Regions from separate parts of the Homo sapiens genome. Here region 2 is linked to region 1. A link is an interaction called in ENCODE POLR2A ChIA-PET data of the cell type or tissue named here. Cell type or tissue: A673. All regions are shown on one strand. Each heading gives the region's core, and the rest is flanking DNA. Links, peaks and the distances in the headings are about the cores only.

What was found. Peaks named below come from ENCODE experiments on the same cell type or tissue, not always from the same donor. Only the 100,000 strongest peaks of a DNase experiment are listed, where the experiment ranks them.
Region 2: POLR2A ChIA-PET joins it to region 1 with 5 read pairs; 1 of 35 experiments calls an interaction of 5 or more read pairs at or near these places.

Annotation. Positions count from the first base shown.
Region 1 is chr2:5,667,205-5,670,124 of GRCh38, forward strand. The region is part of intron 2 of LINC01248 (long intergenic non-protein coding RNA 1248); the gene reads right to left. Among named protein-coding and RNA genes, the nearest start is that of LINC01248, 22 kb to the right of the region's middle. In A673, for the core only: no CTCF peak of the experiment used is centred there; a DNase peak (open chromatin) is centred at 1,817.
Region 2 is chr2:4,217,871-4,220,790 of GRCh38, forward strand. No RefSeq gene overlaps it. Among named protein-coding and RNA genes, the nearest start is that of LINC01304, 250 kb to the left of the region's middle. In A673, for the core only: no CTCF peak of the experiment used is centred there; DNase peaks (open chromatin) are centred at 1,451 and 1,901; H3K27ac peaks cover 2,237 bases.

The DNA.
Region 1 (2,920 bases), core at 299-2,798:
AGAGAGTCCCCCCACACTTGCAGCAATGCTAGTGCCACTCGCTCCTGGAAACTGATGGTCCTGGGCCTTCCCATGGAGCAGAAGGATGCACAACCTTCCTGCCATGCAGTCCAGTGTCGTGCTCCCAAAGATTAATTCTAAATGACAGTAATGGTGGTAGTGGTCATAATGATGATAATGGGGGTGATGAAGAATAAAGAAATTAGTTCCCATTCAGGTGAGACATGGTGGCTCATGCCTGTAATACCAGCACTTTGAGAAGCCAAGGAGGGAGATCACTTGAGGTCAGGAGTTCGAGACCAGCCTGGCCAAAATGGTGAAACCCTGTCTCCACTAAAAATACAAAAATTAGCCGGGCGTGGTGGTGTGTTCCTGTAGTCCTAGCTACTTGGGAGGCTGAGGCAAGGGAATCACTTAAAACCGGGAAGTGGAGGTTGCAGTGAGCTGAGATTATACCGTGGCACTCCAGCTTGGGTGGCAGAGTAAGAGTCCATTTGAAGAGAAAGAAGGAAAGAAAGAAAGAAAGAGAGAAAGAGAAAGAAAAGGAAGAAAGAAAGGAAGAAAGAAAGAAGGAAGGAAGGAAGGAAGGAAGGAAAGAAAGAAAGAAAGAAAGAAAGAAAGAAAGAAGGAAGGAAAGAAAGAGAAAGAAAGGAGGGAGAGAAGGAGGGAGGGAAAGAAGGAAGGAAGGAAAAGAAAGAGAGAAAGAAAGAAAGAAAGGAAAGAAAGAAAGGAAAAGAAAAGAAAAGAAAAGAAAAGAAAAGAAAAGAAAAGAAAGAAAGTTAGTTCCCATTCAGGTATATTTGTTTGCTTCCAAAATTCAAGAATTAACTAGAATAAGCATACTGAGGCCTGACACAGATGTAAGGCCATACACAGGCCTTACTTTCCACTTTGAAGGAAAGTACGTTATTTTCATTAAAGCCAGTTTGTCAGATAACCTCAGGTATGTGAAATTTAACTCCAGTTTACTCACCAAAAAAGAGACGTCAAGTAAATGCAATAGGAACAATATAAAATGACTGTGACCTCTTTCTGGAAGATCACATGTTAACGTGTAGACAATTTTATCCAACAACTTTGATATTCTTTAAACCTAAATGTTTCTTTATGAAGAGAGCCTTGACACAGACCTGGAGCTATCTGGGGAGCCCACAGAACCCTCAAGAGCTGACAACAGTCAACATAAGCTACGCAATGATGTTGTCATAAAACCCGTGGTAAATTTTGATAGCAATGATAAAAGATTATTCCAAATCTTCTACCCTTACGTAGTAATTAGTATTAAAGGGTTTCCTAGGTTGGTAGGTTTTTTCTGTGGTAGATTTAATTTACAGATGGTTTGCTAAAACGAAAAGCAGACATACATTGAAAATCTATAAATGCATTTGTATGTAATGAATTGAAGCTGCTCCTAATTAGTAAAGGAAGAAAAACGCAGAAGGCGGAAGGATTTCTTTGGCCTTGGACAAAAGCATCTGAATCCATTTTACTTCCTTTAATATGCATGTGCCATGCTTTCAGAGCTCTTTGCAAGGGTTGATATCAGAGCTGTGGATTGGAGGTTCTGCACCTCCCCGGGATTATACCTGTTTGTGTCCTTGACAGCTACTGGAAAATCATACAGTCCTGCAAATCCCATGAAAGAGGAATTTAAACACGTGTGCTATTAGGAGCAGCCGTTTTGTTAGAACACCACCAAGAAAATCTTTTTTTTTCTTCCTGTGTCCCCATTTACAAAGAGGCAAATGATTAAATTTGCTTCACCGAATTAAACTTATCCAGCTTCCTGCTGGGTGCCGGGGAGCGTTTCTGGAATACCACCTGCAGGGCAGCTGCTCTTTTCTACATGGCCTGAATATCACTAAATGGCATCAGACTCCTGACATGCTGTTGGAAATTGTGGCTTGCCACAGGGCTACTCTGGGTTGTGGGGAAACGGCAAAGGCATAACAGCCACTTTCTGGGCCGACACAAACACCCCCAGTGGTTTGGTAGAAAAGCCAGTGAGGAATCCAGTGAAAAACCTGCCATGAGGATGACTTTGAAAGGAAAGAAAGAGAGAGGGAGGGAGAGAAAGAGGGAGGAAAGAAGAGAGAGAGGTGAGAGAAGGAAGAAAGGAAGAAGGAAAGGAGGGAAAAGGGCGGGGAAAAGGGAGGAAGGGAGGGACGGAGGGAAGGATGAGAAATCGACCCATTCTTCTCTTGCTCTGAAGGTCACATGAAGTGGTAGTCCCTATTTATATGTGAATATACCTGATTTCATCTTTTTTTTTTTTTTTTTTTTTTTGAGACGGAGTGTCACTTTGTAGCCCAGGCTGGAGTGCAGTGGCATGATCTCGGCTCACTGCAACCTCCACCTCCTGGGTTCACACCATTCTCCTTCCTCAGCCTCCCGAGTAGTTGGGACTACAGGTGCCCGCCACCACGCCCAGATAATTTTTTTGTGTTTTTAGTAGAAACAGGGTTTCACCGTGTTAGCCAGGATGGTCTCGATCTCCTGACCTCGTGATCCACCCACCTCGGCCTCCCAAAGTGCTGGGATTACAGGCATGAGCCACTGCACCCAGCCTTGATTTCATCTTATGGTAATACTTCGAGATGCCATCAAAGTATCCAACGAGTGGAAAATGTGTTGTAAATATCCCATTTGTGTTTATCTTCATTCAATATTCAGCTCCCCTAGGAGTCCTGTGTGTATTTCAGCATCCCAGCCTCACTGGCGATCTATGCGTATGTTTCTATGGGAACAGAGGCCTTGGTTTTAAGTCCAACACAAATCTCTGGCATGATGGTGGGCCATGAGCTCCCTGCCCACAGGATGCTGTGATTTTAGTTTAGCATAATGCTGACCATACACACTTACAGCCGAGAGTATGGAAGAAGACCACACATCAGAATCTCACAGAATCTCATAACATGTT
Region 2 (2,920 bases), core at 315-2,814, 1.4 Mb before region 1:
GTAAATGGAGTGTAAGAAAAACAAACAAAAGCACTCTGGTGACAAAATAATGTGGTGGTTTCTTCATGATTCAGCAAATATGAAAATGTGGTAATTACTTAAAAAGAAAGAAATAGAAGAATATTTGGGAAGCTGCTGAAATGAGGACAATTAGAAATGAGCATTTTTATTTTCTCTCTTTCTTAAATGGTGCATCAGATGCAGTATTCATTGCATTATTTTTCCCAAACTGGAACATCTTTTTTTTAATCCTTTTGGTTTATTCACTTGTCACAAAGAAAGTTTTTAGGAAATACCATAATTTTCCTAACAGCTAGTAATGATTACTCTAGAGTGCTGGAGACTATGAATGATATTGAATCTTGCAGAACTAGTAAGGAAAGGGTGGTTCATCTGGTTAACCAGCAACAATATGCATTCTCAAAGATCTGGTAGAGTTAAAAAGCCAAAGGAAATGATGGGAGGAGCTTTCTAAATATTTTATTATTTTTTTCTTGGAGTATCAGTAAGTATTAATACATCACATTTTTCATCATGTTTCCAAATAAAGCTTTTTTTTAAAAAAAGTCTGCATTTATATTAGCAAACGAGTTTCCGTAGTGAAAAAAAATTAGCTTCAGAGTTAGAATACGCAGAAACTCCTTAGTTCTGGACCTGCCTAAAGCATACAGCCTTAGGCAAAGCACTTAACAGTTTTGAACTTTAGTTTCCCATATGTGAAGGGAAATAATAATATACGCTCTCACATTTTTGTAAAGATCATACAATAGAGCATATGTTTGAATCTATTATAATATTTGAAACTTTAGGTAGATACTAAATTAATGCTATTTCTATTCCTTTCTATACACAACTTACTTGTCTCTGAGAAAGTACATTTTATTTGATATACAAGTGATTTTCAATTAAAATCATATATGATTTTTAAGAAATTATTTTTTGATGAAAAATTACTAGACTAGCTGGTAGGCAGGACTTAAATGATGAAAAATGTATACTGTAAATAATGGTTTAAATCTTTAAAGCTGAAGTGATCAGGGTCAAAAGTTATCCACAGAAAGAACGTATTGTGGTTTTACAAGTTATCAGGTACATTTATAAGGTACCTAATAAAATAATGCAATATTGATACGTTATTTGAAGAGAAAAGGTAAATATGGACATCCATCAATTAATCATGGCCTAGATTCTGGTGGCAAAATTTTAATTGCCTTTTTTTTCCCTCACACTGTCCCACTTAAAGGTTGATTATTAGTGTGTCTGACATTTGGAGCCTTTGTAGCTTTTCTGACTTTATCACTATAAAAGCCATTTCTGTTGTAACAGTTTATTTTGTCACCCCTCATCAAAATACAAAATACTTTTTCTTTTCACAGGAGGAGATTTTCCTTTTGTGGTCCCAAATGCTGTTCTTTTAATAGAATCAGTATTAACACTGTCAAGAGGCTTCAAGAGCCCAGCAGGATACATGAAAAGTGCCGCATGTGGTGGTCATTAAAAAGGAAAAAACACAAATCCAAGACTAAACCTGGAAAAGAAATAGTTTGTGAGCATAATTAAAAGCCATCTGAAACTAAATGAGACTTTAAAAAGAGTACCTGTGACAAAAAAAGTTTGAAAATTATTACATATAACTAAAGAACTAGGTAGCTTCGAAATTTATAACCCAGTTCTCATAATTAACTTAGAAATACAGAAATGAATCTTTTACAATTGGTATGACAAGGGAAATAAGTTGTTAACATGCAGAAAGGAGTCCCAATCTTACAGAAAAGGGATGGTTGATTACAGGAATAATTAACTGGAAGTAAGTTTCTGTTCTTTAATGGATCTGTTGTTTTCTTACATGATTTCCTGTATGATTTGGAGAATGAAATGAATTTCCTGATTTTAAGCCGAAACACTTTTGTGACAGCATTTTTGTGTGAAGCTTATGATCCACTCTTTAAATAAATTATTCTTGTTAAGTCACTGTTTGAATGTGCCAGTATGTGGTAAGCTCAGTAGTGTGAAGCTGATTCATACATGCTGCAAACATTGTTCTAGCACCTGGCTGCTTGCTGGTAAAAATTACTCTCTTCCTCTGAGGATTATAATAATCATCTTGGTTATAAGCATAACTAGTGAATATTCTCAATGTCTCTTCTTTTCAATTCTCCATAATCAATGATAATCACTGGATCCTGCCCAGCCTCATCATGGAAGGATAAAAAAATACTTAAAGGCAACAGCAGATAGAAAAGTTATCCGAATGAGTCCTTTCAGAGCTTCCATTAAGGGGCAACTGATTGAGCCTAAAATACTGTAATCATCTCCAATTGTGTTGTAAATTTGAAATTATTTTTTCCATGTATGACTTCAGGTTTACAGAATGCTAACTAAAGTTTATTTTATACTATTACTCAAATATCTGATTGATAGGACAAAAAGTCATCTAATGGTATCTCTGGATATTTAATTTATAACTTTTCTTAAGATTCGAGAATAAATATCACTTGTTCTCTTGCCAGCAACTGGAAAAGAGATTGCAACACTTCTTTCCAGTTTATTGAGCTTCTACTTGATAGCAGACACCTTGGTAGGCCCAGAATATAGAAACGTGAATGAGCCATGATGCTTACGGAATGAATTGATTAAAAAAATACTACAGCATGGTAGATGTCCCACAGGAGGGTGAGCAAGGCATTACGGGAATGCAAGAGACAAAGCACTGTGCATTTGTTGGAATTTGAAGGATGAATAGAAACTTCTCTGGCAGGTAGGTTGTAGTGAGGTGGAAAAGGTGTCTCAGACAGGGAAAAGAGCATGAATCGAATCAGCATTAGCGTATGTAATAATCACAGTGTATTTCACAAGACAGATGTCCAGCTCTAACTCAGTGAGGCGTTGTATAAGTAGTCATCTTGTGTTTACAGTGTGC